Linked DNA regions of Homo sapiens: all the other regions are linked to region 1. The links are chromatin loops, found by intact Hi-C in ENCODE. Cell type or tissue: endothelial cell of umbilical vein. All regions are shown on one strand. Links, peaks and the distances in the headings refer to the core of each region. The heading gives the core; the rest is flanking DNA. Region 1 overlaps STX18 (syntaxin 18). Region 2 holds the start of LINC03091 (long intergenic non-protein coding RNA 3091). Region 3 holds the start of LOC101928279 (a long non-coding RNA gene).

Evidence for each region. Hi-C counts contacts between places; a loop is a spot of excess contacts. Peaks named below come from ENCODE experiments on the same cell type or tissue, not always from the same donor. Only the 100,000 strongest peaks of a DNase experiment are listed, where the experiment ranks them.
Region 2: it touches region 1 in a loop (8-fold over the local background); 15 of 110 quality-filtered maps call a loop at or near these places.
Region 3: it touches region 1 in a loop (5-fold over the local background); 7 of 110 quality-filtered maps call a loop at or near these places.

Annotation. Positions count from the first base shown.
Region 1 is chr4:4,483,804-4,494,214 of GRCh38, reverse strand. All of the region lies in intron 1 of STX18 (syntaxin 18), which reads left to right. Among named protein-coding and RNA genes, the nearest start is that of STX18-IT1, 7.3 kb to the right of the region's middle. RefSeq lists an enhancer at 3,915-4,094 and a silencer at 5,602-5,721. In endothelial cell of umbilical vein, for the core only: a CTCF peak has its summit at 5,637 (motif pointing left); a DNase peak (open chromatin) is centred at 5,634.
Region 2 is chr4:4,570,947-4,581,357 of GRCh38, reverse strand. The region is part of intron 2 of LOC124900165; the gene reads right to left. The region is part of intron 2 of STX18-AS1 (STX18 antisense RNA 1 (head to head)); the gene reads right to left. It overlaps LINC03091 (long intergenic non-protein coding RNA 3091), which reads left to right and starts at 5,467. Exons shown (of 5, transcript NR_199719.1): 1 at 5,467-5,602; 2 at 6,147-6,300. RefSeq lists a silencer at 5,674-6,033. In endothelial cell of umbilical vein, for the core only: no CTCF peak of the experiment used is centred there; DNase peaks (open chromatin) are centred at 5,867 and 6,407; H3K4me3 peaks cover 914 bases; H3K27ac peaks cover 941 bases.
Region 3 is chr4:4,756,635-4,767,045 of GRCh38, reverse strand. It overlaps LOC124900165, which reads right to left. Exons shown (of 6, transcript XM_047416490.1): 6 at 1-6,500. It overlaps LOC101928279 (a long non-coding RNA gene), which reads right to left and starts at 5,286. Exons shown (of 3, transcript NR_125892.1): 1 at 4,979-5,286; 2 at 2,593-2,805. RefSeq lists enhancers at 3,286-3,425, 3,002-3,539, 3,596-3,905, 3,540-4,076, 3,331-4,530 and 1 more and a silencer at 7,707-8,122. In endothelial cell of umbilical vein, for the core only: no CTCF peak of the experiment used is centred there; no DNase peak of the experiment used is centred there.

The DNA.
Region 1 (10,411 bases), core at 3,384-8,383:
AATAGTTAATAAATACTTTCTTGGTGCTGTGATCATTATCAGTTTTTACTTCGTAGCATTTGTCTTCTCTATCACTTCAGTGTGCTCATGTATATGTTATGTAACCCTCAAAACAATTTTGTAGGCCTAGCTTACCTGACCCCAGTGTAAGACTTTGAGATAAAATCCTAAAGGATACCACCATGGGATATGGGCTTATGGAGGTACTGAAAAATAACATATATTTACCTTGTTGACTTTTCTTGCATGAGAGGGAAAAGAGTTAAAGACATTCAAACCACATGTGATTGAAAGCCCACGAACCTCTTTCCAGTTCTGTTTTCCCATGAAAATGAGGCTGTTGTATCTTCATAATTTCTTGCATGTATAAGGTTAAAAACAGAGGGGAATGAAGATATTCCAGCTACATTTCTAGTAGAACACCTACATTTTGTTTTTCTAAGCATACTGTAAAAACTTCAAAACAGCATTATGCTTTGCGCTTATTTTAAAACCATTATTAACAATATTTTCTATTGATGCTTTAGTATAGATTTAGACTTCTAGTATCATTGATTATTATAATTTGAATTAAAAGTGAAAATTCATGATAGGTACTGTTTACTTGGAGGACCAATTGCTGTGGAAGTGTGCAGCCTACAATGAAGATAATAAGATGCGTCATTTGAATCAATATTTCTCCCACCTAAACAAAAACAATTTTTTTTAATCATAGAGGAATCATTTTTAGAACTACCAGGTGAATATGCTGTGGTGTCAATTAAATACAGTGGAAACTACCTATTCTTACTATTTACAATTCCTAATCACTTTCTGTCTCTTTCTGCAACTCATTACGTGTACCACGATGTCTTGATTCCCTGAAGTGCCTAGTAAATTTTCTCTTTGTAGGACTATGAAATTAACCATGGGCAGTGGAGGGGGCGGGGGGGTTGGGAATGCCTGTGCCTTTTCCAAAAATTGGGGTTGCTTAGAGAAAATGATAATGTTTAGCATTTTTAGTGGTGCCTAAATGTGTGTAGAGAAACACCTATTTCAGGCCTCTCCAAAGACTTTGATTGTCTGAAAGCAGAAATATTTGCAGTTTGACTTTACTTGGTGTTTACAGTACACTTTCTGAGCACTTTATGGATATTTAATATTGTATGACATGATCAGCAATATCTTTTTTTCCAAATAAGTGGGTTTTTAAAAATATAATGGAATCAGAATGTGAATAACTTTTAAAATTATTTATTATGCAGAGAAAAATCTGAAGCCATGAATTTTAAATCTCATGTAAGTTAAATTTGGAAGTACACAGATTTGCCCAGAATCTGAATTTTATAAGCCTTAAAAACTTTGACATTTTAAAAATATTTGAGGAGTTTGTTATTACCATCTCTTAAATGCACACATTTTTTTCAGACTACTAGGGAAGAGAGTGGCTAAGCAGAGCATTGTTGACTGCCCCAGACATCCTCGACTGGTTTCTAAATCTGAAATAAACTTCTTAGTCATATGGTGATAAGCAGAATTCAGAACATGTCTCTTTTTTAATGCATGTGAAATAGAAAGTGATAGTCATCACAAAATGAAATTTGATTTATGATGTGTTGATGCATCGTCATACTAAGGCACGCTGAAAAATATTTTCAGTTTCCTAATAAAAACAAAGTGACCTCCCCATGAGTGATTCTCCTAATTGTTATTGTCAAATGCTTTTCTTTATGCTTTTTTTCTTGCTCACACTCAGATAATCTACAAACACTGTTTGAATCCTGTGTTTCACTTTCTTTTCTTATGAAAAGTTTTCAGTGAATATAGTCCCTGAGCGAATCCTTTCCAACAAAGTACTTAACTTTCTATGCACACAATTCAAAAGTCAATTAAATGTGCGTGATTCATTTATCACAAAGAGTACCACCTATACTCTGTGGAAAATTCTTTCTGTTCGAAAGAAGGTTCTTATTTCTAAGAATGAGCTCTGATTTTAATTAAATAAAGAGCATTTTATGCAATTTTTTTCTAAAGCTTAAGATTAATTTCTATGGTTACTAGGGATATAAATCTCTAGATTGCTTTAAAACAAAGATTTTTGTCCAGGAGAGAGTTGACAGCTCCCTATAAGAGAAGCTATTACTTAATTTTTCTTTCCTAAGTTTAAACACATAAAAATATTTGTAATGATACCCCAAAGGCATCATAAAAATGTAAAATAATTGTACTCTAAAATATCTAAAATTACAGGAAATAGACCTCATTTTAAAAAATGAACTGAGATTCATGGCTGGGTAACCGGAGTGTGACATACTTCAAAACCAGAATCTCTTGTCAGGATACTTTTAGTTTTTTAATGGCTAAAAAAAGAAGTCTTTTGTCAATCATAAAAACTTTAAAATATGTTCATTCTATTAGGAAATCTTACTTTTTAGTTTCATTACCTTTAACGTATATTACACTGTGGCTGCGCTAGATCCCTTTGAGAGGCACATTTCAGTCTTTAGAATTAGGTGGCATCACTAGGCTTGTGATCAACGATATCACAAGACAACCGTTAGACTGTTTTTAATGATTATTTTTTAAAAGTACATAGCCATTTTCTAAGCAGCTTTGAAAAAAGGCAGCATAAATCGTTTCCAGTGTCTTACTTACCCAAAGTATACTTCCTCTTTCGGTAGATGATGTTAACTGGTAAATTGTTCCCAGGTTAAAGGTTTGTCATATTTTAATAAATGTAGTGTAAAATCTATAGTAGAGACACTTCAAGGAAAAAACCCTCAACGTTTTCAGTAAATGAAATTAATATATATCCTTTTTCCTACGTTAGTATTATGGTATCATTTCTTTTGTTATTTTTATTTACTAAAACTTTAATTGAGCCTTATATAGTAAAATATCCTCATGTTTTTAGGAAAAGTGAAATTAGATTTATAAAATGTCCAGACTGAAGTTTTGAAAGAAATGGCATTTTGTATATAATATGGATGAATGCTGTTGAGGCTAGACGTGCTCGTAGTTTAAAACATGCCTGATCCGGGAATGCTTTGCATTAAATGAGTTTATATTTTGAGAGCAAAACAGGGAAAGAAAACACTTTCCTTCTTTTTTTTTTTTTAAGAGACAAGAAAATTAAGTTGAATGCGTATATTGAAAGTGCTATAAGCCGAATGTTTGAACAACAAAAGTAAACACTGATTATTACAAATGTACATTTGGACCACGTTGCTTTTATCTTTCAAGCAAAACATTTCCCACAGTTTTTGTGGGTTTTTATTTAAGTTGGGAAAACTTCGGAAGTTTGTGTGAAAGTATAAATAAGTTTGGAAATGTCATGATTAGAGTTTGATAATAAACATGCAAAAGCAAATGGGAAACTCTATTAAAGTCAGATGTAACATTAAATAATGTTTTCTCTAAAATGTATTTGCAGAGAGAAGAACAGTGATTTATGTGGATTTGAAACAAAGACTTTGGCTGTAATTTAAAATAAAGGTTAAATGTGAATTCTTCAGCCTGAACATGGATGAAGTTTTTTGTTTTTAAGAGCTTCCTTAGTGATTGTTATAGGAGCCTCTGTGCCCTTTTCCAATTATGGGCACAGAAATTATGCATGTATTTATAGATTCCATGTAAAAAAATTCTTAGTTTCCAATAAATTTTAAGCTGCATTTTACGAAGTAAGCATCTGTAGAGAACCTTTTGGAGAAAAAATAGGAGGGAAAACGTTTCAGTTTATGTAATTATTGAAATATACCACTGTATAGAGAATGAATAGAAATTTAAAACCGTAATCTGAAATTTGTTTTAAATCTCATTGTTATGAGATTGACCTCATAATTGCAAATCGGCATTTTGTGTTCAGTACAACTCCAATTCTTAAGGAAATTTGTCTGTTCTATTAGAGTAATACTGTAAGTTTAGGAAGATGCCCCTTTGGCTATTGTTACATATGGGCCCTTTTGAAAATAGTGGTCATGCTAATATTTGATCAGATAATGCTGACTAATGCTGTAGAGCTTTCGAAAGATTTCTTGAACATTGTCAAGTTTTACTTTCCTTTCTTAGGTACATGACTGTGTATCTCTTAAAAGTGTATATGTATTTGTGGGGGGCAGTTAGTGTTACATTTTTATTGTAAATTTATTACAGTTCGATATGTGATTTTGAGTGAAATTCATTGCAATATGAATGAAAATTTTTTGTATGTATGGTGTTTCAAATGCTTTACCTAATTAATTGTCTGAAAAACTGTTAAAGGGGATTTAAATTGCATATACTAGTTTTACATTTAAAGCTTTCACACTGAGCTGAATTCAGATACAGGACCTTAAATTTTTTGTCCAAAGAAAGTAAGAACTCATGTAGAATGAAAAGATATAATTTGAGTCTCAAAATCAAGATCTTTAATATACTGCTCAGGACCTAACTATTATTTTTCTAGTAGTTTTCACACATTTTTTTCCGGCAAATGTTATGTTACGGAGTGATTATTTTGTGTTACTTTGTACACTTAAGGAGCAATCCATTTTTAGCAGTTGAGCCCTCATTTTGTAAAACTAAGCTGTTGGCAATTTGCTAGTTTCTTTAAATTCTAGAAACCACTAAGTTTTACCTTTTCATTTATTTCCAAACAAAGAAGATGTTAGAAAGTTCTGTAACTTATCTCTTGAAATAATATTTTCTGGCCGGGTGTGGTGGCTCATGCCTATAATCCCAGCACTTTGGGAGGCTGAGGCAGGCAGATTGCTTGAGCCCAGGAGTCTGAGACCAGCCTGGGCAACATGGCAAGACCTCGTCTCTACCAAAAAAAAAAAAAAAAAAAAAAAAAAAAAAAAAAAAAATTATTTTGCATGTGTATTGAAGTGCTTTGAGTTTCTTGCCTTGTTCACTCCAAAGACGATCATAATGACTTTCCTCATTATAGGAAAAAGGAAAAAAGGGATCTGTATATTTTTGAGGACAGGGAATGATGAAGCAAGACCCTGGACTTTGCTTGGAATTTGGACATTTGTATTATTGGTCAAGGCCAGCATACTCTGCATTTTATTCCCATTCACTTAGTTGAAAGATGACTTTGGAGGCAAGGACATATATCTTGTTACCAAACCCTCTTTCTCAGAACTTTGAGATAAAATGAACATTCATTCCTTTGCTTTTGTTTTTGCTAAAAGAGAAAAAAAATCAGTTTGAGTAAAGCAAAAACATTTCTACTTTTGGGGTTTGAATGATAACAAAGCAGTTGAGATTAAATTATTGACATCTGACAAGCAGAATGGATGTTGAATGTATGTTCTTGCTATGGGCCGCTTGAAGTTGCTTTTGCTATTCTCTTTGCTGATGTGAAGCAGAAAATGAACAAGGTAACAGTTTTGATGGTGAGATTAGAGGTAGCCAGGCTGACTGTCTCCTGGCTCTTAGAGACCCTTATAAGCTCAGGGCCACCCCCTCCCCTTGTTTAGATATTACTTGCTCTTTTGAGTTTCAGATTACAGGAGCAATTGGTCTGCATGACCTATCTTAAGAACTTTAACTTTGCAGTAGAAACTTAAACCAAATGTATATCCTCAAGAGACAAATCATCTTAAAACTAGGCTGTTGTCATTTTGATGTACTGTACTGCTCACTGAGGAACAGTGTGGTGGAGAGCACCACCTAGTGGATGGGACCCATACTTGATGGGCTGTGTAGGAGATTTCGTCTACATTGATGTAACTCTTGCCCTTGTCTTGCAAATAAGTGATTTTTAATCGTCCTAGCACATATTTTTAAGTAGCGCTAGGACCCCAGGAGAATGAGATTGGGAGTAGTTGTGAGATATGTCGGTTTTCTTTGTAGTTTTCGCACTTCTATAGGTGTATGTACTGGTGCTTGACATCTCCACATTCTTATAAGCTGATATTATAATTCAAACAAAACTTTTTTTTTTAAATGTCAGTAGGGTAGTATTTAGTCTTTGGGAATTTTGTGTTTTTGAGTGCTTATGTTCAACCTCGGTAGTAAGAGACGGCTTTGGATAGAACCTGTTTGTTGCCACAAACTTTATACTATGCTGCTAATCTGTTCACCTCACGAGAGGAGGAGTTGCTGCTGATTATAAACTGTAGGTCATAAATTGTTACCTGCTTGTCATAGAGACTATATGCCTTTTGAGTGTACTAAAATATTTGCAAAAATTAGATGAAACAATTCCACATTTAAAAAAAAAACAACTTTTAACACATCATGACCACAAATTTTAGGTACAGCCATTCCTTGATATTTATTTTAGAATGTCAAATTCTTGATAAAATGTATCACCTCTTCGTTTGTTGAATGTTCCTAGACATTTGTTGAGCTAGGAACTATGCCAGGCTTTGGGAATCCAAAGTGAAGAAGACATAGTTCTTTTTGGACTTAGAATTTTTTAAAGTTTTAAAATTCTTCAACACAAAAAGAGTGAGCGTATTCCTGGGATGTGGGATGTATTATGTTGGGGTATAAATACATTTTTTTGCTTAATATTTTCTGACATTTAGCAAATGCTTTTGAAGAAACTGCTAAATAAAATTGATGGGTTTGTTTTCATGGGTTTGGCAGGGGGGAGGCGACAGAAGGCTGCAGGTAACACCTCTTTGGTTTCGTTCTTCACTGAGTTTTATCCTCGGAGAGCCCAAGTTTGGAGGCATAGAGTGAAGAATTTAAGAGCACAGGCTTAGAGTCTATTCCAGAGTATGGACCCTGGCTTTTCAACTTGCCAGGTGTGTGCCTTTGGGCAAGTGTACTCATCTGTTTTCTCATTTGTTGTGAGGATTCAATGAGATAGTCTATACAATGGGTTTAACATGGTGTCCGACACATAGGAAACACTAAATGTTCAATATGATTTATTATGATGATGATTTGGAAGTTTATTATGATGATGATTTGGATGATTCAGTGTAGGTGGTTCTCATGGTGCACTCAGTCTCCCCACCACCTGCAGGCCCCAGATCCCTGCTTAGTGTGACCATGCAGACAAACCCCCACTGATGGCCAGCAGATGTCTGCGGGTGCTGAGCTAGAAAGTTCAAAGTTCTTCCTTATGCAGATGATGTTTACAGAAAGAGTGTACCCTCGTGTGTCTCGTGTGTGTGTGTGTGTTGAACAGTGTTTACAATCAGAGGCACTTAACCTGAGCTCCATGAACCAAAAGCCTCTGAAGCTCAAAATGACAGGCAGAAAGTTTTTTGTTTTTGTGTATATGTTTATTTCTTTTATAGAAGAGATCAGATTCATAGCTTTTGTCAGTATCTCAAAGGCATCTGTGCCCCTAAAAAGGTCAAGAACTATACTTTAGATGTTCGTGACTCTGTGTAAGGCCACTGGAGAAATTTAAAATATAGTCCCCTCTTAGAAAGTGAAACTCAAATATGAATTTTGCACTATTTGTTTTTGAAGATATGTAAATAATTTTAAAGATAGAGTTGATATTTTGAGGAACTCAAATATGAGTAAAATGTTTTTTCCTCTCGCCCCTCTTGTCAAGGTTCTGAAGAATTTTAAGAGCAAGGAAAAGTTAAGAATACAGGCTATGGAGTAGACCTAATTTCAAATACAGCTCCGACACTTCCTAATGAGTCCTCAAGCCAGTTAACTTGGCCTCTCTTCTCTGTAAAAGAGGAATCCTAGGGGTACCTGCCTCCTAAGTTTATAATGAGGATTAAATGCAATAATCTGTAAAAAGCCCTTACAATTCTTCTTGGCATATAGTAAGTACTATAATAGTGTTTGCGGTGATCATTTTTGTTGCATATTCACTCAAAAACATTTATAATGTATCCACATTCGTTGTCTGTTATGAATTGTCAAGGTAATTCTTTTCTTGTCTATTTTACCTCCATCTTATTGACATGTGAATGACATTTCTGATTTCTTATGAGCAGACTTTCCAAAGTTCTGCAGCTGAAATGCCCTAAGTCTGATAACCTCAGTAACTAGAATCCCAAATGTACCTGGAGCCTTAGAATGATTTTGGAAGCTTTGGAAAGCATAAAAGTAGAAAGAAACTGACGGGGTTGGTGGTAGGAGCTTTCAAATTGATTGAACACCCAAAAATTATCTTGGAATTTCTGAGCTGGAAAGCATTTGGGGGTTCTTTCCATGCAACCTTCAAAGCACACAAGTGAGGAATTGCACATCACCCGGTGACTCCAAAGTCAGAGAACCAGCTGGGAGTTACCATGTGCCTGGAGGCGCTGTCCCCGCCCTCTGCCTGCGTGCTGACCATCCACCACTCGTACTTCTAAGAGAGCAAAGGATATAGGCTGCTCATGGAATTCTAGTATAAGCAGTGATCCCAGAAAAAGTGTGTGGTGAGTCAAAGACTGTTCCGTGCAGGAAAGTACCAGTAGCATCGAGAAAAAGGAGAGCTTTGGGAGCAGGAGAAAAGATACGGAGGAGAGCGCATAGGGGACAGGGCAGGGACAGGCTGCACGCTGTAGGTGCATCCCACAGAAACCTAATGGTAGGAGGTTATCTATGTGTGCTTGGCAGAAAAGAAATGCCTGTTTCAGCAGTGCCTGCCGTCCACCCAGCGTGTGTGAGCTCTGGGGTGAGGGTGAGATGGGGCTTGCGAATCTGCCGTTCCCATCATTGGTTTTGTTCCCTAGGGCCTCTTCTACTAAGAGTATCTTGCTTACTGCCTGCGAGTCTAGCATTTTCACTGTCATCATGTCTCCTAAACTCAAACCAGCCACTTCCTCTGATTCACAACTGAAGAAATGGCAGTCTTTTCCAACACTGGGCTGGGGGCACTGGCTGGTTTGAACCCATTGCAAGAATGTGTTGAAGTCCAGAGTGGCCTTGTGGCCTTTTAAAATTGTCATTTGAATTGTGTATGCTTTTCACCTTATGCACTAAAGTTCACCTTGCCCTATGGGTGAGACTGAAATAGTGATGAAATGAAGAAGAAAACTTAGAGTAGTTGAGCACCTACTGTGTGCCAGACACAGTGTCAGACTCTTCACAGACATTATTTTCATCAGTGACCTGTAGTCACCTTCAGCATTATTACTGTCTCAAGTTTATACCTCAGAGATGAAGGCTGGAAGAGGTTAAGTGACACAAAGCCATGTCACTAGTAAGTGGCAGAGCTGGGATCTGAACCCAGGTCTGTTTTACCTGGTTTCATCCTTTGCAGTATGGAGACTCAGAAGAATGCAGCATGCATGCACACTCTCCACACACAGCCTCCAGACCAGATGGGGTTTGGATTGAAACGCAAAGCAGTGCGAAGTTGGGTCGGATCCTTGGGTTGGAACTTCTTGTTCTGTTCTCCCTCCTCCCTTCCTCTTTTCTTTATTACCTCCGTCCTTAATGTGCCTGGCCCATGCTGGGTCTTACATATTTGTCAAGTGAACAAATGAAAGAAAGTTTTCCAAGCACACAGAAAAGAAAGTAGTCATTATTAACCGGCAGGGATTCAGAAGCCTGAGCCATGTCTTTCCAGCCTATTGTGTAGTTTTGGATTGGGTTGTTAGGCAGGTAGGGGAGGAGAATATTTGTTTTTAGACGGCAGTAGTTAGCAAAGCCTCTCCGTGATGTTTTTGTGGAGGAAATGTTTTTAAAATAGACCCTTAGGGTGTTCGTGACTAGTTGAGCTGGCTGTCTACAGGGAGGGGTCTCCGGTTCTTTGTTACTTTTTATATCCCATTTTCATCTCATTTTTTGAATGATGATTTTTCATTATAGATGTCTTTAATGGCATAATGATCAGAATTGCAAATGACAGGAGGCCAGGAAAAATGTGCATATAATGAAGACCTAGTTTATCAGCAGCACTCATGGAAAAAGTCATTTTAGTCGATGTAAATTCAGCTCGACTCAGTGACATGAAGGTGAGCATGCCCTTAAGTGGCATTACTAGAAGCCCAGAGTCTGGAACAAGGGAAGCAATGGTTCTGTTTTCCTCTGCACTTTCTGCTGACACAGAGAGTATTGATTCTATTCTGGAAACTGTATTTTATTTGGGAGGCCCATGAACTATTTTCAGAGGTAGTAAGTATGGCCAGAAGCCGCAGATGTATTTCATATAAAAAATTCCTGAGAGGAAGGGGCCGGGCACGGTGGCTCACACCTGTAATCCCAGCACTTTGGGAGGCCAAGGCGGGCGGATCACGAGGTCAGGAGATCAAGACCATCCTGGCTAACATGGTGAAACCCCATCTCTACTAAAAATACAAAAAAATTAGCTGGGCATGGTGGCACGCACCTGTAGTCCCAGCTACTCGGGAGGCTGAGGCAGGAGAATCACTTGAACCTGGGAGGTGGAGGTTGCAGTGAGCTGAGATCATGCCACTGCACTCCAGCCTGGGCAACAGGAGCGACACTCTGTCTCAAAAAGGAAAAAAAAAATTCCTGAGAGGATTGGGAATGATTAGCTTGGAGAAGAGAGAAGACTCAGGTGGAGTAG
Region 2 (10,411 bases), core at 3,532-8,531, 87 kb before region 1:
TTATACTCTCTGATCATAGTGAAATTAAGCTAGAAATCAATAATAACATAACTAGGAAAACTCTAAATATTTATATTTATGTGTGTATAGCAGCATAAATCATGATAGCCAAAACCGGAAGCAAACCACATGCCATTCAACTGGAGAAGAAATAAACAAGCTGTGGCATATCCATACAATGGAATACAGGGCAGCAAGAAGAAAGAGCACATGACTACTATACACGGCTACAGGGAGGAGTCTTGCACGCACATTGTTGAATGAAGGAAGCCAGATATAAAAGACAGCTTACTCTATGGTTTCATTTATATAAAATCCAAAAATGAGCAAAACTAATATACAGCAACTGCAGTACAAATAGCGGTTCCCTTTCTTAGGGGATAATGACAGGAGGCACATAGGAGGGGGACTTCAGGGCATCTATCAGGCTTCATATCTTGATCTGAGTGGTGGTTCCAAGGGGATATTCATCATTTTGTAAAAGTTCTTAGTGCTGGGCACTTGAGTTATGCAAATTGCTGGATACAAGTTCTACTTTCAGAAGAAGTTTGCCCCTCGCCAAAACAAGAAACTTCATTCATAGGCTGGTTAAATAGCCAGATCTGGAGTCAGGCAGCCTGAGCTCAAATCCTGGCTCAACTGTTTACACTCTGTGTGTCCTTAGACTATGTAGCTTCTCTACGCCTCAGTTTCCTCATCTGCAAAATGGGGATATCACCAGTACTTAAGCCTAAGGTTGTTTTGTGGACTTATGAGTTGATCCATGCAAAGTACTTACCATAGTATCAAATATATAGTAAGATCTCAACTTACATTGCTCTTTTTAAAAAAGATCTTTGCAACCAACCTAGAGGGCCACACAACGTTGGGAGTAAAAGCAAGGACTTTATACCCTTGGACATTTTTCCCAGAAAAGTAAAAACTTTTGTTTGCACAAACACCTGTACGTGAATGTTCACAGCAGCATTTCTCATAATGGCCAGAAACTGGACACAGATATTCTTCAGTGGGTAAATGGTTAAAGAAACTGTGGTACTTCTATGCCATGGAACACCACTCAGTTAAAATTAAAAAAAAAAACAAAACACTACTGATGCATGCCATAACTCAGTGACTCTCAAGAGAATTAGACTGAGTCAAAAAGCCAATCCCAGAAGCATATACTTCCACTTACAGAACATTCTCGAAATAATGAAATTATAGAGATAGAGAACAGGTTTAGTGTTACAAGAATGAGGGATGCTGGGTGACATGGAGAAGTAGATGTGATTATTAAAGGCTGCAGAAGCCTGTGCTGACAGAGCTGTTGTGTATCTTGACTGTGGCGCTACATACATGGACCTACATACATGTTAAAATTGCAAAGAACTAAATACACTCACATGAGGACAAGTAAAACTGAGGAAATCTGAATAAGGCTGGTGGATTTTATCAGTGTCAATATCTTTGTTATGATATTGTAGTACAGTTTTGCAAGATGCTCCCTTTGGAGAAAACTGGATAAGAGTTACACAAATCTCTCTGTATTACTTCTTACAACTGTGCGTTCATCTACAATGATCTTTGATGTCAGTCAGCCAAGGTCAGGTAATGTCCTGACTCCATCATTTACTAACTAGGTGACCTTGGGCAGGCAAACATCCTAAAGGCTCAGTTTTCTCACCAATGAAGTGGAGATAGTTAAGAGTTCCCACTCCCTAGGGTGAAGTGAGAATGAAGTCACTCAGCATAGTGCCCAGACAACATAAATCCTTCACAAATGTCACCTTAAGGAAAATTGCATAGTTACAAGTGAGAAGAGTGGAAGTGACTGGGTCACCCCAAAACGAGCCAGAATCCTGGTCTCTGAAGCTGGGTTCCAGGCGGTGAGACAGGAAAGGATCAAAGTGAGAAATCTGTGGGTGGATACACTGATTTTCTCCTCCTGACGTTTTTGTGTGTGTGTGTGTGTGTGTGTGTGTGTGTGTGTGTTGGGGGAGGGAAGAATTAGGAGCGGGGTGGGGGTGCATTAGGAGACAAAGGAAGAAGGGGTCAGAAAGCAGGCACCAAAAAAAAAAAAATGCTAAGAAAATCAAAGGGCTGCATGGAAACAATCCTTTCAGGGACTATTGTGCTCTTGCCCAGCTCCTCCACCGGGACTGAATGGATTCCTCAGCCGTGTCCTCCTCTCCCACCAGGGTGCCTGTAGGGGTCAACTGGGTTCAAGGATGTGACAGCTGCTCAGGACAGGGGAAAGCACTGCACAAATGTTTGCTGATGGTGACGATGACGATGTTGATTTTTGTATCTGTGGTTGGAAGGATCCCTCTGGAATCATTTCACATTCTGTGCTCTCCTGGCTGACCCAAATCTGGGCAACTGGGTTTTTGTTGTTGTTGTTGTTTGTTTGTTTTTTGTTTTTGTCACTCTCTTTGTGCCCACTGCCAGGGCTCAAGGTCTGTCCCTTCAGAGCAAGAGGTGACCTTAGAAGTCCTGCTTGCTCCTCAGTGAATCCACAGATGGGCAAAAGTAACTGCATCCTCTGGGAGCTTGTTAGAAGTGCAGGATGTCTGCCCCCAGCAGGTCTCCTCATCAGGCTCCACATTTTAACAGGATCCTCGGATGATTTGAGAAGCTCTGATCTAGTCCAGACTTCTGGTTCCCTGAGGAGGAAACAAAGGCTCCAAGAGGGTAAGGGACCTGCTCCAAGTCACAAAGAATGCTTGTGCCAGGGCTGGAACTGGCACCCTGGCTCCTGGGCCCCCAGACAGCTGTCTTTAGTCAGAAGCCTTTGGGTAAAATAGGTTGTGGAGGACTGGATGTGAGATTCCTTTGTAAGGAGGAAAGCTGTCTTCTGCCCTGAAAGCTGTTCTAGTGGGAACACAGTGTCCCTCACTGACCTCATGCAGCTGTGGTTTGGGTACAGGTAAGAAGAAAGTCCATGCAATTTGCAGATATATAAAATCTCTCCTCTTCCAGAGAAGGCTGTGCAGAAACATCATAGCAGTTAGATTGCTTTTGCATTGACTCAGACCTCTCTGTGCCTCAGTTTCCTCATCTGGAAAAGATGTTCCCTCCTGCAATGAGCACCTGCCACATGCCAAGCCCAATGCCTGGTGGTCACACAAGTCACAATGGCATGAGACACACAGAAAGACCATGGCAGTGTCTGCTAAGGATTCAAGGAAAAGTGAGGAGAGTGCACCCAGAAAAAAAAATCACAGAGAATCACAGGCTATCACTGGAGAAAATATCTATTTGACCCCATTTGCGAAAGTAGGCCATTAGAACTTTACCTTTCCCTAATGCTCAGTTGCATGAAACCAAACTGCTTCTTCCATGAACCCATATGAGAGAATGATGGCACTGAAAGGAGCTTCAGATAGGAAATTTTCTGATCCACCTTCATTTTCCAGAAGGGGAAACTGAGGAACAGAGAGGTGCAGAAACTTCCCTGGGGACACACAACATGAGTAGTAGCACCATGTTATGGACAGAATGTTTGTGTTCCCTCCATATTCATATGTTGAAGCCTTAACTCCCAAGGTTGGTATTTGGAGGTGGGGCCTTTGGAGATAGTTTAGTTGAGATGAGGTCATGAGGGTGGGATCTTCATGACTGGATTAGTGCCTTTATAGGAAGAGACCAGAGAGCTTGTTCCCTCTCTCTCTCCACTATGTGAGAACACAGCAAGAAGGCAGCCATCCGCAAGCCAGGACAGGAGCCCTTACCAGACAAGAATCAGCTGGCCCCTACTTCTTGGACTTTCAGCCTCCAGACCTATGAGAAGTCAATGTTATCTGAGCCACCCTATGGCTATGGTATTTTGTTATAGCAGCCAGAGCTGACTGAAACACACCAGAACTACCCATCCTTTTTCTGGTACACTTAATATCTCATGTTCTTCTACCCCAACCTCTCATGAGAAACTCACAATTCAATTCAGCACTGACAAGTACCCTCCTTCTATTAGAGTTAGGCTGGTGATTGAGACATGGTTACAATCACACTGGACTCCAGGGAATCTACAGCTTAGCAGGGCCTGACCTGAGAAGGTCCTGCTCACATGAAAGCCAGGACACTAGAAAGATGGGAGGTGCCCCACCCCTAGCATGGGGAGGAGGTGGGGGACTGAAGTGGGCAGGACCATCCTAGGGGTTGGGTACCCTAAGAAAGTTGCCTGGGACCCCCATGCTGCTGGAAGGGATTTCCAACAAAAATGCTGGAGACCTGGAAAAGTAATTTTTGGCTCCACCAGGAGGAAAGCAAACTACAAAGTCAAAACTAATAAATGTCTAATTAAATGTCTACAGAAGGTAGCACCGTGTCAACATCATTAAAATGCTAAATTAATTATTCCTAAAAATTTCATTACATGTGAAAAGGATTTAATTTTCTCACTTTGCAAGAATTTCCCAGTACACCCAATCATTTCTGTGAAATCACAGCCACTGTAAATTAGTGCCTTGTAGCCAACTAAAAGCAAAATCAAAATTATTTTTAAAATATAGTTTCAGATATTATGGAATAAAAAGGCCATATGTAATGTGTTTTGAAGTTTGCTATGATGACGGCCAGGCTCCACAAAACAAAGGTAGCTAAGGGCCTGCAAGGTACTGACTTGGTACCTTAACTAGCTGGTGTCACAGTCCCTGCTGGGCATCCCTGGGCAGGTCACTTCACATCTTTGAGCTTCAGTTTTTCCCCTTCTGAAATATCCAAGGGGTCAGTAACCCTGCCTGCGAGAGCTTGTTGTGAGGATCCAAAGCCTCGACCCAGGCAGTAAAGAGGCATAAAAGCCAGACAGGGCCTCACTCGCCTGGGACCCAAAATTTAAGAGGGCGCCCAAAATCTCAATAACCAAGATAAAGAATACTTTAATGTAATATATTTTTAATCAAAGTAAATATATTTCTAAATTTAAATAAATAAATGAAGGGTTTTTAAAAACACATACACACACAAGACGACAAAAATGTCAAATATTTAAACATCTGTCTGGGACTCTGAGGCCACCCTGCCCAGCAGCATCCCTTCTAGCTCTGTGATCTGGGACTCCTTCTGCGCCTCGCTTCACAGATCTGTACAGTGGGGTGATCTGTACAATGGGATCTGCACAATTGGGTGGTTTATACAATGGGGTGATCTGTACAATGGGGTGATGTGTACAATGGGGTGATGTGTACAATGGGGCGATCTGTGCAATGGGACGAGCTGTACAATGAGGTGATCTGTACAAAGGGGTTATCTGTACAATGAGGTGATGTGTTCAATGGGGTGATCTGTGCAATGGAGTGATGTGTACAATGGGACAATCTGTGCAATGGGACGATCGGTACAATGAGGTGATCTGTACAATGGGGTGATCTGTGCAATGAGGTGATCTGTACAACGAGGTGATCTGTACAATGGGGTGGTCTGTACAATGGCTGATGTGTACAATGAAGTGACGTGTACAATGTGGTGAGCTGGACAGTGGGGTGAGCTATACAATGGGTTGATCTGTAGAATGGAGTGAGCTGGACAATGGGGCTACTCACCCCACCCACCTTGCAAAGTGATGCAGGACAGGAAATGGGTTAATAGAAGCTCGGATTTAGAAGAGTGCCTGGCACGCCTAAGGGTGAGGTGCGAGGGGGGTGCTATATTGCCCTCAGCGGGCACATCGCGCGTATCGGAGAAAACCCAGGTCACACTGTCACCCACGAGGTTACGCTGGGGCCGGGGCTTGGCGCAGGCGCGTTGTGGTCGCCGTCGGCGTGGCCTGCGCTACCGCTCCCGCCCTCAGAGAGGCTCTTGGGGGCTCCGGAGGCAGCGAACCGGGCGCCGGGCGCTGGAGGCCAGGCTCTTCTGCCCGTGGGACCCCGCCGCGCGCCCGTCTCCGCCTTTGTCCCGCTCAGCGCCGCGGGCCGCACGCTCCTCCCAGCGCCGCCAGGCGGCCCGCGCCCTTTGTCTGCCCTGCGGCGTCTGGGGCGGCGCTGACACTTGATCCCGAGGCCCAGCGAGTCCCTCATTAGGCGCGGCCGCACTTCAAAGGGGGCGCGACCGTCCCTCTCAGACGGCGACCCGGGCGGGGCCGCGCCAGCCGAGCGGTTAACCCGCTCCTTTGGGGATGGGAGGCGCCTTCCCCAAAGGGGTCCAATAATGAAACTTTTTGTCCATTGCAGGCTCAAGCCGTCTGTGTAATTATCTTAAACTTTTTCATTTCGGAAATGAAACAGCTCCTCCCTTCACCGCCACCTTGGCTATTTCTGGGACCAAAGGAATCCTTGAAGCTGACCGGGCAGGAGAGTCCACGCTGGGAGTAAAATCACTACAAACGTTTGTAGGGGGGCCCTGGCTGAATTAGTTCAATTTCAGGGAGAAAACTGGTGTGTGTGTGTGTGTGTGTGTGTGTGTGTAAAATCACTGCAAATGTCTGTCGGGGCGTGGCTGGATTAGCTCAGTTTCCGGGAGAAAACTGGTGTGTGTGTGTGTGTGTGTGTGTGTTGTGTGTGTGTGTGTGTTGGGAGGAAGGGGGAGGAAGGAGGAGGGCATTCTCTGGTGGAGGAGAAACAGCCTGAGCTTCTCCCCTTCCCATGTCTTTCACAGCAGCTCATACACTGTTTTCTCGCCTTGCAATGCCCAACTTTCTACCTAATGACCTACCCTCCCCTAAGGCCCTGCTCAACTCACCTTCACTGAGAAATCTTCTCTGGCCTTCAGCCCTTTTCTTAAAGCCCAAGGTCTCTGAAGCTGCACTTGATTGGTTGGATACTGTATTAGACCATTCCCACGCTGCTAATAAAAACATACCTGAGACTGGGTAATTTATAAAGGAAAGAGGTTTAATTGACTCACAGTTTAGCATGGCCGGGGAGGCCTCAGGAAACTTACAATCATGGCGGAAGGGAAAGCAAACGCGTTCTTCTTTACATGGGGGCAGGAAGGAGGAGTGCTGAGCAGAGAGGGGAAAAGCCCCTTATAAAACTGTCAAATGAGAACTCATTCACTATCACAAGAACAGCATGAGGGTAACAGCCCCCATGACTAAATTACCTCTCACTGGGTCCCTCCCACGACACTGGGGATTATGGGAACTACAATTCAGGATGAGATTTGGGTGGGGACACAGCCAAACTATATCAGATACTTAGCTGGCTGGATTCCCGGCTGGAGCACACACCTGCCCTGTGAGCTACACATTAGCAGGGCCAGGTATTGCGAACGCAGTGTCTGGACCAGGTTTCCCACATGCTAACCCGTGGAGAATGACTGGGCAAAGTATTTATGAAGGAAGTGCTCTCACAAGAAAGCAAGAGGGGAGTGGAGGAAGCAGGAGAGGAAAGGAGAAGAGGCCACACAAGGACATCACATCAGAAGTCCCAGTCCCAGCCTGATCCCGAGCTCCCCAGAGTAGGTTACATCTGCTTGGAGGCAAGGAACACGGGCTGTCCTACCCTCCTGCCTGTCTGTTTTTGAAATGCTGACGCTCACTGCCATTGCAGAAGTGGCTGCAGTAGCCCAGGTTAGTCCCTCCAAGAAGGCTGCAGGGTGAGTCTTAAGAGTGGAGCTCACAGAAGCATGGAGGATGGGCATGCAGAGCCAGAAAAGGGCATGCAGGATATCTGAGGGCCCTGGGCAGACCCAACGGTGTCTGCTGCAGCAGCTCACAGTGAGTGTGCCACATCATGGCCTGGAAAACACTCTAGTGCTCTTTTTATATACAGTTGGTGTCTGTCTCTCCCAGTAAACAACCAGCTCCTTGAGGACAGAGACAGCGAGAACAGTCTTTAGCAGGGAATGAGTACTGTGTTCCATGCTCTTGCCACCAGTCTTAGAAATTCCAATAAGCATTCATTCACCATCTTCCATGTGTCAGACTCTAAGCCAGCAATATGGATTAGGATGGCTTGGTTACCTAATGAAACTCCCCACTAGACTGCAAGCTCTTTGAGGGAAAGTGCTGCATCTTGTTCTCCATTTTCATCCTTAGTACTTAGCACAGAGCCTTTTACAATGGTAGGAGCTCAATAAATATTTGACGAATGAATGAACAACTTGTCTCAGGGAGTTGGAGTTCACAGCCTAGTATAAGAGGTGCACAATATATTAAATATCTTTTAAAAGCTAAATGTGAAAATTGTAGCAGAGGGAGAAAAATGATTAACTTGGGGTCAAATTTAGGGATCAAAGAAAGTTTCACAGAGTTAAAATATTTGGAATGGAGGGGTTTATCGCACATGGGAAAAGCATTCCAAGCAGAGAGACAGCCTGTGCAAAAGCAAACAGGCATGAAATAAGCTATCTGGTTCTGGTAAATGGGGGCCTTCCAGCTCCAACATCACATGGGAACTCGGGGAAAGTTAGTGATGATGTAATGATTTCAGGGAGTACTGCAGAAATGGATGATTTTCATTTCCTGCTCAGATTTCACTGTAGCCTTTGAAAATGGCAGAGCCACAAACTGTGAAAATTGATATACCCTTCCAAGGAGAGAGGGCCTAAGCTGCCACTGAACAGGTGTGATACATGTGCCTCCTTTCAGCTGGTCAGGTGGGACAGGTGGAGTAAGGAGAGCCTCTATCAAAGGGTGGCCTGGAGCAGAATATCAGGCTATGTGTATTAGTTCGTTTTCACACGCTATGAAGAACTACCTGAGACTGGGTAATTTATAAAGAAAAGAGGTTTAATTAACTCAGAGTTCCCATGACTGGGGAGGCCTCAGGAAACTTACAATCATGGTGGAAGGCATGATAGCAGGAGGGGTGGAAAGAGGGGAGTGTCACACTTTAAAACCATCAGATCTTGTGAGAACTCACTCACTATCATGAGAACAGCAAGGGAGAAATCCACCCCCATGATCCAATCATCTCCCACCAGGCCCCTCCTCCAACACATGGGGATTACAATTTGATATGAGATTTGGGTGATGACACAGAACCAAACCATATCACCATGGAACCTGAAGAAGGCATCCAAGGAGGAGGGCTGCCAGGCATGAGTGTTTGAGCTCTGGCTAAATGAAGAAAGCACCAAAAGGGGCAGCTCAGTGTAGGGTGTTAGATACAAGGAGAGAAAAGTGACCCCATAAAGATGTCAGAGGCCAGGCAGGATGAGCAGGGCATCCATGCATGGAGAAGGCCTAGCACCAGCTGTCAGGACCCCAGTGGACCAAGAATAACATCCTTCTAAGGGAGAGAATGGCAATGGAGATGGAGGATTATTTATACCCATGGGGACTCATCAGGTAGGCAAATATATTAAAAGCAAAGGAGAAAGATTTCTTGCTGTTGGAGCATCAAGTTACAAATATGGAAAGAGAGAATCTGGAAAGACCCTTGTAGAGGGGATTGCGATTGGAGGTATTGATAGGAACTCATAACATTCAATACCTAAATCGACATAGAAATATAGATGAAAGATGTGTGCATGTATGTATACTTGCAACTAGATGTGTATATAAACACATATATTCCTTAGTTTTGTCTATTGAGAGAACCTGAGGGCACTGACATTCCAAAAGCAGTGAGCCTACATTGTACCCAGGTTTTGGATTCCAAATTTCATCTCAACTAAAAGGAAGATGCACCCTAGAAGAAATGGTTGATTCTGGGACTGAGGCAGAAAGGAGCCTAGAACATCTTGTTACCCAGAAATTAAGCACCCAAACAATGATGGAAACATGCCAGAACACAGAAGCCACTGCTGGACATTTCTGGAGTAATCTAAATACAAATAAGTAATGAGAGTTAAGAATTATGGCCCACAGAATAAAACAGGAAAACAGGAGTCCACAGTGTTATTAATAACTGAATACATTGAAGGTTTCATGAGGAACAGGATATTTATATAAAAATAATTATCAACTGCAGAGGGAAGAACAGTAAAAATAGTAACTTCACAATGGAGAAGGTGGGCAGATGCCACTTTAACCAGGTGATGCAGGTGAACATCATCAGTCATGGGACAAATTGAGTTCTTGTGCATCTGATAGGATGCAACCTAGAGAACACATTGCCATTCATGTGATATTTCTGCCAAAGATGCATATCCTAATTCTAATCAGGGTGAAAGGTCAGACAAATGCAGATTGAAGGATATTCTATCAAATGATTGGCCAGTCATCTTCAAAAGAGTCAAGGTCACGAAAATCACAGAAAGACTGAGAAAACATTTCAGACTGAAGGAGACTAAAGGAGCTTGATATCTAAAGGCAATGTGTGATTCCACCCTGGCTCCTTTTGTTATAAAGAACATTATTGGGACAAAGGATGAAACCTGAATGTGGTCTGAGGTTCAAATGGTAAAAATGCATGTTGTGAACGTCGTGATTTTGATGGTCATTCTCTCTGTTTGTTGGAAATGCATAGTAAAGTGTCCAGGGGTGACAGGCATCATGCTGGCAGCTTACTTTCAGATGACTCAGGGACAAAAATTATTTGTCCCATAC
Region 3 (10,411 bases), core at 2,222-7,221, 270 kb before region 1:
TGAAGGTAGGATGTGACTTTTTTGTAACACAAGCATTGACCCCACAGCGTTGACCCTCTGTAAGCTCAACAAGGAGACTCAAGGAACAGACTGTGGCCAGGATTTCCTCTCTCTGGGCCTCAGTTTTCCCCTCTGTAACATGACCCGGTTGGTTTTGATTAGTGTGTCTCAAATGAGCTCTCTGGAAATGGCAGAGAGAAGAGGACGGAGATATCTTGCCACTGAAATGGAATAGTGCAGATCCTTTCTGGAGTCCCAGGGGAGGAAAAGATGAGTCATTCAGATAGATTCCCCTTCATCTGGAGTTTCTCATCTACTCCGAGGTGAGGGGTCTGGCCCTGATGATCAAGTCAGCTCTTTGGGGCTGTTATATCAATGTCTTAAGAAAGAGTACCCGGCCCTCCCAGCCATCAAAAAGCTCTCAAGCCAGATCAGAAACATAGGAAATCTCCTTCCACGCAGCATTCAGCCTTCTCCAACCCAACCCTGAGTGGGGCCCCAGAGACCCTGAGGCCACATGGAACATTCCAGGACCCCTCTGTTACTCAGGAGGAAATGCATTCCCACATCAACTGCTTGTCTATTTCTCACTGCGTGTTTTGCTCACCCTCTGCTCAGAACACCCTCCCCCGCTTCTCTATTCAACCAGCTCCTGCAGCTCTGTGTATGCCCAGCACAGCACTGCTTCCTACAGGAAGCCTTCTCTGATGCTCCGCCTGGAGTTAGGGGGTCCTACCCATGTGCCCCCTCTGTCACAGCACTCTTTACCTTGTTTCGAGCACTTTCTACTTAACTAGCCTCCTCCACTGGGCTGTGAGGTCCTTGAGCAGGCACTGTGGGACCCACGTAGGGGTCCGGCACTCATCAAGGCCACAGCTGGGATAAAGAGCCCATCAGGGATGACCCGTGTCTGGGCTGCCAGAAGCCTTGCGAGTTGTTTTCCTCCAGGAGCCAGCTCCTTCCTGTTGCAAGCGGTCTTGGTGGAGGGTCAGTCATGGTGTCTGACCCTTTTTGAGCACATGACCCAAGCTGAACGAATTCTGTGCTCCCTGCTGAGAACTTCAGGCATGAGAGAGCGACACCAGGCGGGATAAGAGTTGACACCAAGGTTTTCTGATCTCCCCTTACTTCCTGCTCTGTAGAAACCCAGAGCTACCCAATTCCTGTCTTCCTGCAGCCTGATGGTTCAACTTCTCTTGACTTTTGTGAGCTACTCCAAATCTTGGAAATAGCGCCTTTTGTTGCATGAGGTTTGCTGGCGTCCATCTGTGTTGCTTTTCCCCAGAAAACTCTGGCAGATACAGCATATCCATTATTCTTTAGTGCACAGATCACACAGATTGGTGAACAAATGAGCTGACTCTTGAGGGGAGAGATGGCCAATCAGATGGGAAGGACTGAAGAAAGAAAAGCCCTCACAGCAGAGGGATCTGCAATGGCAAAGATCCCTGGCAAGGATGCACACGAGGCTGCAATGCTGGGTTGAAGGTGGGTGGGAGGGGTCCTAACTGCAGAACCATCTTCTATCATCTTGGCCTCCTTTAGTTTGTGTGTATTGTGGTTGAATACAAAACAGAGAGAAGATGTCCAAACCTATGCAGCAGCTTATGGAAGTGGAGAAGGTGGCAGGGAAATGAGACTTTAAGTGATGCTCCCCACCCCAAGACATTGATGGGGAACCTGGGGTGCAGGACAAGGCCCCAGAGCAAGCTGAGGTCCCTGCTGGGAAATCAAAGGTCCAGTTAAGCCAACAGCATGCTGCATCAGACAGAGCTGTCTTACTTCAATAAAAATGGATAATCTCTTCCTTAAGCCTTTCAAAAGGTGGGCTCCGGCCGGGCGCGGTGGCTCACGCCCGTAATCCCAGCACTTTGGGAGGCCGAGGCGGGCGGATCACGAGGTCAGGAGATCGAGACCATCCCGGCTAACACGGTGAAACCCCGTCTCTACTAAAAATACAAAAAATTAGCCGGGCGTAGTGGCGGGCGCCTGTAGTCCCAGCTACTCGGGAGGCTGAGGCAGGAGAATGGCGTGAACCCGGGAGGCGGAGATTGCAGTGAGCCGAGATCCCGCCACTGCACTCCAGCCTGGGCGACAGAGCGAGACTCCGTCTCAAAAAAAAAAAAAAAAAAAAAAAAGGTGCGCTCCAGATGGATTACGGGCCTAAATGTGAATGCTAAAATAATAAAGCCAATCAAAAAAGCATAAGGAGATATCTTTGTGCCTAAAAAGGAATGACTCTACTCCAAAAGACCCTAAGAGCACAAGACAGAAGGAGACAAATATGAAGAATTGGACTGCGTGAAAACTAAGGATTCCCGTCCACCCAGGGCACCGCCGGCCACGGCAGCAGACAGAGGACTCACGGGATGCTGCTGCAAAGAGTCAAACTGGTGAGTGGCGACTACTTGGAATATACACGGAACTCTTACCAAACAATAAGAAAAACATCAAAGATCTGATAGAAAAATAGCCACAGGTTGTGAAAGGCAGAAGAGAGGTCTAAACGGTTAACAAGGATAACGAGATGTTCGAACTCCTCAGCAAAAAGGACTGGTAGTTTTTAAAGCAGCAGCGTTGCTTTAGACTTACTATGAGAAAGGCAAATTTCCATAAGTCGATGAAGTAACATTGCTTGGAATGTCTTGGAGAGCTGTGCACTCTCGTGTACTGTAAACCTGAGAGTCTTTCTGAAGGCGTGCTGGTCAGTCCGGACGTAAGTTAGGCCTGGGTACAGCTCACATCCCGGAGACCCCACTCTGGGCTGTGGAGGTATGGATGCCAGGGAAGTTGTCACATAGGCCCCTAGAAGAGCAGAACATGGATACCCAAGTAGCATTGGTCATGGGAGCAGAGGACTGGGGACATCCTGGCATCCACCGCTCACTAGGAGACACTGGAGTTCAATGCAGTGAGCTCCAGGCATAGCACACCATGGGGTGGGACAGGAAGCAAGGGGAACAAAGGTGCCCAGTCCACAGTAAGTGCTCAGCAAACATTATTACCAACTCTTGCAAACATGGCATCCGTTCACAGCAAGGCAAGGCTTACTCACAGGAAACTGCTTGCCCTCACTCCTCTAGGAATGCTTAATACCCAGGCAGTGTCTCTGGGACCTTGTGGACACCAAGTCCTTTATTCATCTACCTTTTTGCCGTCCCACCAAAGTCCTGTGACAGGAAATGCAGCAGGTCTAATCCTGAGGTCAGAGTGGCCCTCTGCGATGGCTGTTCTTTCCGGCCCACCCCCTCTGCCTCCCTCCCATTCTTGGGACCCTGATTAGCCTGAGTATTGGATGACCGCTGCTCTTCTTCCCCTGCCTCGCAAGGGTTAATCAGCCTTCCTGCGGGGCGGCAGGGCGGCTAGGAAGGAGGCAGCAGGGCGTCCTGGCGGCAGGCGGCTTTCATTACTTTGATGGGATACATGTGCTCGGCTTTATCTCCGGCCCTTTCTCCGTAATTCAGAGCTTGAACGTCTCAGCTGTCGGCCGATCTGCAGACAATTGCTCGGGGTAATACTATCCGGAAAAAGCTGATAAAATGCAGATGTGACGAGGCCTCTGAAATTTGCGGTTTGCTAAGTGGTTTGCTGCGATGCTTGCCCCTGGCCAGGGTGGCTTCCCTTCGAGGCTGGGAACCAGGGGGGTGGGAGTTGCATTTTTTTTTTTTAAGTGAAAGGTTGAATAGAGGAAGTGAGTGTAGATTTTTTCCCTCTAATTAGGAAGATGGGCAAATAGAAAGTAGAGGGGAAGGGGACAATACCGGAGGACGTGGCAGTTCAGGCCTCCCCTTGGGTCCCCATCTAACCAGCCTCTTCGGGGGGGCACCTCCAGAAATGGGCACCCTGGGATTCCTCTGTGCAGCCTGGTGCAGGGGGTGGTGCAGGGGGTGCTTGGAAGGAGGCCACTCACTGACTGTGTGACCCTGGGCCAGTCACTCAATCTCTTCCTCAATGACTCAACCAAAAGACCAAATGACTCACAATCTCAGTTACTTACCAGGTGCGCTGCACCCAGCAGGATGCCTGAACACAGTAGGTGCTCGATGAATGACGCAGCAGTTTCCTTTACCTCACTTGGGACCCCACATGACCCTAGAGAGTAAAGCTGCATGACACTGATGTAAACACAATGAGTCCCAGTTGGGTGGTAGGCAAGGGGCCTGCCAGGCTGTTAGTCCCAAAAATCATGACTTCCCAGGCCAAAGTCACCGGGCTGGATCCCCTGAGGAAACAAGCATCACTGTGTTTTCCTGGGCCAAAGAAGCATTGGGGCAGAGCTCCTCCACTTTACTGTGTGCCCGAATCACCAGGGATCATTCCAAATGCAGATTCCCATTCAGGAGGGCCGGGCAGCCTATGAACATGCATCTCTCACAAGGTCCCAGAGATGCTGAGGCCTCAAGCGGGGTGAAGACCCCGAGTCATCAGGCTGGGGAGGAGGCTTTGGGCATACCTAGGCCTTGCCCTTTCAGTCCCAGGAGAACCCTGCTGACCAGAGAGGACAGGCGGCATGGTTGGTGTTGCTCAGGACGTTGGGGACAGAGCCAGACTGGAAGGGTGACTGCACCCTGAGCTTGGTGCTTTTCCCACAGGGCCTCTGGTGACCAACCTTCCATAGCCAGCCCTGGTTTCAGACCCGTGGGTGAATCCACATGACAGCATCCCAGAGAGCTCGCCTCATCACGCCCTTCCCAACTTGCTTTTACGACAAAGGAAAACTATTAATAGATGAATTGATGCTGTTACGTGCTGCCATTGAGGCCACATAACACAGTTCTCAAAACAGCCACGGGCCTGACCCGCACCTATCTATGGACCTCATGCCCCAGTCTGTGTGCAAACATCTCAAATAATCAATAAGCCGTGAAGACAGCTTGTGAAAACATGGCTTCAGTTTCAGGGATGCCTTTTCGCTCTCTTATATGTTTACGCTAAGGTAAAAGTAGCCAGCACATTGAGCTTCTCCTGCCGTCCTTACCTCTCATCCTCGAAAATATCCCTGGGAGGTGACTTGATCACGCCCATTTTCAGATGAGGGAAACTGAGGCCCAGAAGGTTAAGTCACTTGCTCTAAGGCTCCTCGCTGGCAGGATCAGAGCTGGAGTTCAAACCCAAACGTGTTTAGGAGTATCCAGCTCCAAAGCACACACAGCTGGGTTGGTGCCACGCTGTCTCCGGACAAACAGGACCCCAGGGTCGGTGCGAGGACGCAGAGTGCTAAGGCAGCCGAATGCAAAATTTAGGGCAGGGCCTGGGTTTTTCCCTTGTAAAGGCCAGTCTGCAATTAGAGGGGCCTTTTGCAGTTCTTGCCTTTCAAAGAAAGAGGGCGTCTCTCCCCCTGCTGGGGTGTGGGCAGAGCTGGTAGCAATTTTCCCACAATGTGTAAATTAGTCAATCTCCGAGTCTGTAAACGGGGGCCTTTGAAGCGATCTTAATGAAGCACTCCATTAGGGCTTAGTGATGGCTGCCTCCAGCATTACTGGACCCCGCGCCTTTTGATGTCTTGGGGCCACGGGTTGGAGGCTCAACTTATCTAAATGTCCCGGCAGGCTTAAAAAAAAAAAAAAAAAAGGCAAAAAGCTCCCTTAGAGAAGCTGAAAAATTTTTAATGAAAAAAGTTAGTCCTGGCCTGACTGATGTTGGCACTTCAAAGCCAGTGCAGACTAAATTGCTGTAGACTGCTTAATTCAAAAGTGCTCCCTCGCGGGTGACAGTCCAATGGTGACAAAATACAATTGGCAACAGGAGACGGGCAAGATCAAAGGCTGGCTATTGTAATAGTTTTGTTCCATGAAGAATTGCTCATTGTCAGGAGTTTTTAAGCCTTTTTTTTCTCTCTCCCTCTTTCTCTCTCTTTTTTTTTTTTTTTTTTTTTGGCCCCAGAGCCATCCCGGGATTCTCTGGTTCAGAATCAGTGTACATAAATACTTGTAATTACATCCTTCTGACAATACATTTCAGTTCGCAGAGGTTGCGGCTGCCTTCCCGTCTCTCTCAAGGTTCATGGAGCTGATGGTTGGTTGGATTGTAAAAATCATTTCTGTGTTTTTGTTAGAAAAGATCTTTCGAGGCACTTGGAGGGCGAATTAGAGCTGGGATGTGCTCATCTTCTTGAGGACTATTTTAGGATTTGCTTCAGATTAAACTGCTGCCTGCAGAGGCCCTTGAGGGGTGATGGGGTGGAGGGAGCATCAGATGACTGGTCGTGGGGTTCTGGCTCTTCTTTATGACTTTACCTGGTTTCTCCTGGCCTCAATTTCCCCAGTTATAACCTGGGGCTCATTTACTCACACCACAAGTATTTATTGAGCTCTGACCTGGGTGAATGCATGCCTTGCCAGGGTCATTTGTAAGGCCGTTGGGAGAAAGTGGGCATGAAAGCCCTCTGCGATCTGGACACTGCCTCCTTCACTCCGCTCCGTGGTTTGGAGGGGCTGTTTCCGGGATCTGTGGGTACTGGGATCTGTGGGTTACCTGGCTTCTTTGACCACCATCATTCCCTAGGAACACAGAACCCAGAATGAGATATTCTGGTGAGCTCTTCACAAGCCTCTACTTGGAGGGAGGGAAGAGATGAAAGGAAAGCGTCTCCCCAGGCCTAGAATCCAGTCCTCACTTCTCTTCCCGCAGTGTGGCTCCACCAACTCACTTTTCTCCCAGAACCTCAGTTCCCTTCCGTGTATCATGGGAATCATACTCCCTGCCCTGGCAAATCTCCTGTTTTTTACCTGACTTTACACAAGGCTCAGACAAGGGAAAAGATGCCAACGCACTTTGTAAATGACCAGAAAGCCAGAAGCATCCCAAAGTTGGTCCATGCTATTTTCTGACCCAAGCCGGAGGAGGCTGGGGCTGTGTGGGGCTGGGTCGAGGGTGGGGATGACTGGAGACCATTAAGAAGCAGGAATGCTCTGGCTCCTTTTATTGCTTCAAATATTAGTCACCAGGAAGCTGCCCCGCGAAGCCTATGAGGCCTCGTATCATTTACTTGTCTTGAATTAATTAAGAAGACTCGTATGGGGACAATTAGGGGACCCTCAGGCTGATGATATCTCATCTTGTTGGGATGGAATTTGCTTCTGCATCCCATTTGCCTCCCTGCATGCCCCCAGATATCAGCAGGTTCATTTTTTCCCAAAGTATCTCAGGTATATGTTAGGGCTGGATTTGTGGTTCTACAGGCACGTGGACAGACAGACAGCCCCGTGAGAGATGAGCTGAGGGTCTATCTAGTTGACAGGTGTCTGTTTGCTTTACTCCATGTCTTGCTTTCCTACTTTCCTTTCCTTTGAACCCAACTACCCCTGCCCTTCCCCACCCTTTGCCAATGTTTCTGTCTGTCTTTTGTTTTTAAATTCCATTGGCACCAAGAATTCTAATTTCCCAAACATTTTAAGCAAACGTTCGAGGGTGGCACCACACTAAAGCCAACAAGCTAAGGGGTTTCATCCCAACTTTCTAAAGGTGCTGTCCAAGTGTCCGCAAGGCCATGACAGGCTCCCAGAAACTCCAGATCCACCCGCTAATCAGGAAGGGACACATCATCCGCCACAGACCCATCTGTTCACTATAATCACGCACAAGTATGCATAAGCCCAGCTGAGCAATTATGAATAATTAAATCAATTAGAGACAGTCTAGCACCGGGGATTATGGACGTTCGGGTGTGGGCCTCTGTAATATTTTAACAGTAAATGCAAGAGCCCCAGAGAGGCCTGGCGGGGAGAAGGGAACAAAAGCGTGTCCAAATGCCAAGCCATGTTGCTCGGTGACCCTCCTCCGCAGCACCGGCGGCCTTCCCAAGGAAAACAATGACCATGAAATGCCAAGAAAATATTTTGGGGACAAGTATGAAAGCTTCAAAATGAGTTAATTAAAAACGGATAAAACACGAGCCTTCGAAAGTATGTTGAGGAAATTTAGTGCTTGAAATTTGACAGAAGAAAAAGGTTTTCCAGCATGAAGCAGAACTTAAAAGTGGCAGAGCTGGACCACTGGGTTGTTTTCTTCTAAAACCAACCTCCTCCAGCTTCTTCACACCACAACGGCAGCTCAGGGAGGCCTTGGAAAGCACCTAAGCCTTCCGAGGTTGCAGAGATCAGCCAGGGCACCTGTAGGGCTGTTTCAGGAGCAGGCGACTGAGAAACCTGTTTCAGATCATGGGCGTGTGCGAGGTGAGTGGTTCTGAAATGAGCAATTGCATATGTAAGGCATTTGCAGAACGAAATCTTGACTCCATTTACACTTGCTTAGCATTCAATGAATATGGAAGAAGTGACGAGCTGAGAGAATTAACATTGTGTGACTTGGTTCCCTAGAAAGGGACTCAGTGACCCAGATGCAGGAAGGGGTTCCGGAAGAGAGAAGCATCTTGTGTGTCTTCTTATGGAGACAGGATTCATCTCACAGCCCAGCCAATTTGGGAGCAGCTGTTGAAGATGCCAGCTTCCCAGATTCCATCATCCCCATGGCCTGGGAAGGGTTGAGATCTCACTGCTTTATTGCAGACTGTCAGAGGATACCAGGAATATGATGGGTTTGATGAAACCAACAGGAACATAATCAATTTTCTGTTTCTTCCATGTCTGAACCAAAGGCATAAATATGGCTTGCTTTGGCCCAGCAAAGAGATTTGAATCGAACCCTTCTGGCAACAAAGGACCAGTGTGCCTTTTAAGTGACATTTTGTCCAGATTCATTAACCAGGGCCGGAAGATTATGCAAGAAAAGAACAGAAATTCCCACTATTCTCTCCGACAGGCCAAATCCAGTCCTGTCCTTATGAGTGCGAGAAAAAGCCTGGCCTCCCAGGCTGCACTCTACTCTTCCAAGGTTCCATTTGACACTTTGCATTTGTTTATCTCTGGGCTGTGTTTGAGACATTAGATATCAACATCCTGTGTTGTGGAGGAGGCTACTGATGCTCAGAGAGGTCAAGGAACTCGCTCAAGGCCTCAGAGTAACAAGCGGCTGCTGAGATTCAATCCTGCAAACACCTGCACTGCTGCCTTGCGCTGCTTCTCAGTGCCCGCATGGTGCACGTCGTGCTAACATTTCGAGGTATCAAGATGTCCCAGTGAGTTCTGCCCCAAATGGAGAAGCTCAGGATCCTCATCTGTGATTTTATAGGGTTGCCGCATGGATTAACAATCATGCCCCAATGCAAACCTGATTTCCCCCAAGTCTCAATGATCTAGAGACATGATTTCCCCAAGTCTTGATCCTAAGGGGTGAGGGACTCGCACCCTTACCAACCCTAGCATGTCACTAGCTCCTCACCCCTGCCCAGTTCAAGACATCCCCTGAGATTCCCAACCCCACCCTCGGCCTCCAAAGGGAGACTCCAGCGCTGTCAAGAGCCTGCAGGAGAGATCTCAGGTTAAGTTCTTTCCTTCCAGGTGCTGCTGAAATTCACTTCCCTACGTTTGCTTGGCATCTCTGTGTCCATGGTGGCTCCAGCTCATTCACCAAGTTCTCAGCGTGCCAAGGCAGACTATGCCCCATTGTAAGAGCTGGGGAATAGCGTCCTTGCCCCTCCTTCGGTTACACTGTTATACGGTCCCTGCCTGCGCTGCTCAGGTCCCAGGGGGACCTGAGAGCACAGGGGGAAGTGCTGCCATTTTTCTTTCTAGAGGCTGTCTTCCTTCTAGAGCCACATGTGGGTCTGTCCAGGGGATGGATTTGACTGAGTTGTTACCTGAACCCTGGGTTACTGTCCTCTAATGACTGGGCTTCGTCACTAGGTGGTTCTCTCCAATGGCCATACATGCAGAAGCAAATAGTGCATCCCAGCCCCTGTTTGCTAAGATTGTGTTCCTCCTCAGCAGACCCTCAGCTGCCCAGATTCAACCTGGGTATATTCCTCTGCAAGCAGCCAGGTGTGCCCAGAAATCTTTGCCCATGAGCTGTGGACGCCACCTCGGCCCATGCTGAGATCCCCTCTCCATGTGCACCACAGCCCTGGCTCCTGTTAAACATAGCAATAGAAAGAGACCCTGACTCCTATAAAGAATAGAAGGTTGCTGGATGCTAGAGTGAAATCTGGGGTGGGATGAGAAGATTGACATCCATCCAGGCCACCCTCTGATGACAATGAGTAAGGTCAAAACACTGATGGTGGAAGTGGATCCACTGGATCATTTGACTCAGCAGGTTCTCATGAAAGCCCTGGCAGAAGGAGGCACAGACGGCGATTACAGAATGGCTCTCGGAAGTGCAGGCACCTGCAGAGGGTTGGGGCTGCCTGCTCTCTTCCACATTCTCACAGCAACCAGCAGAATGAAAGGGGCCAGGAGGTGACCCCAGGCTGGCCTCTGCCCTCACGGACAAAGCTGCTTCCCCACGGCAGGTGGGAGTCGCTGCCCTTCTGCTGGCAGTGAGTCCCACCTGGAGTCTTGCTAAGCCCTTCCTA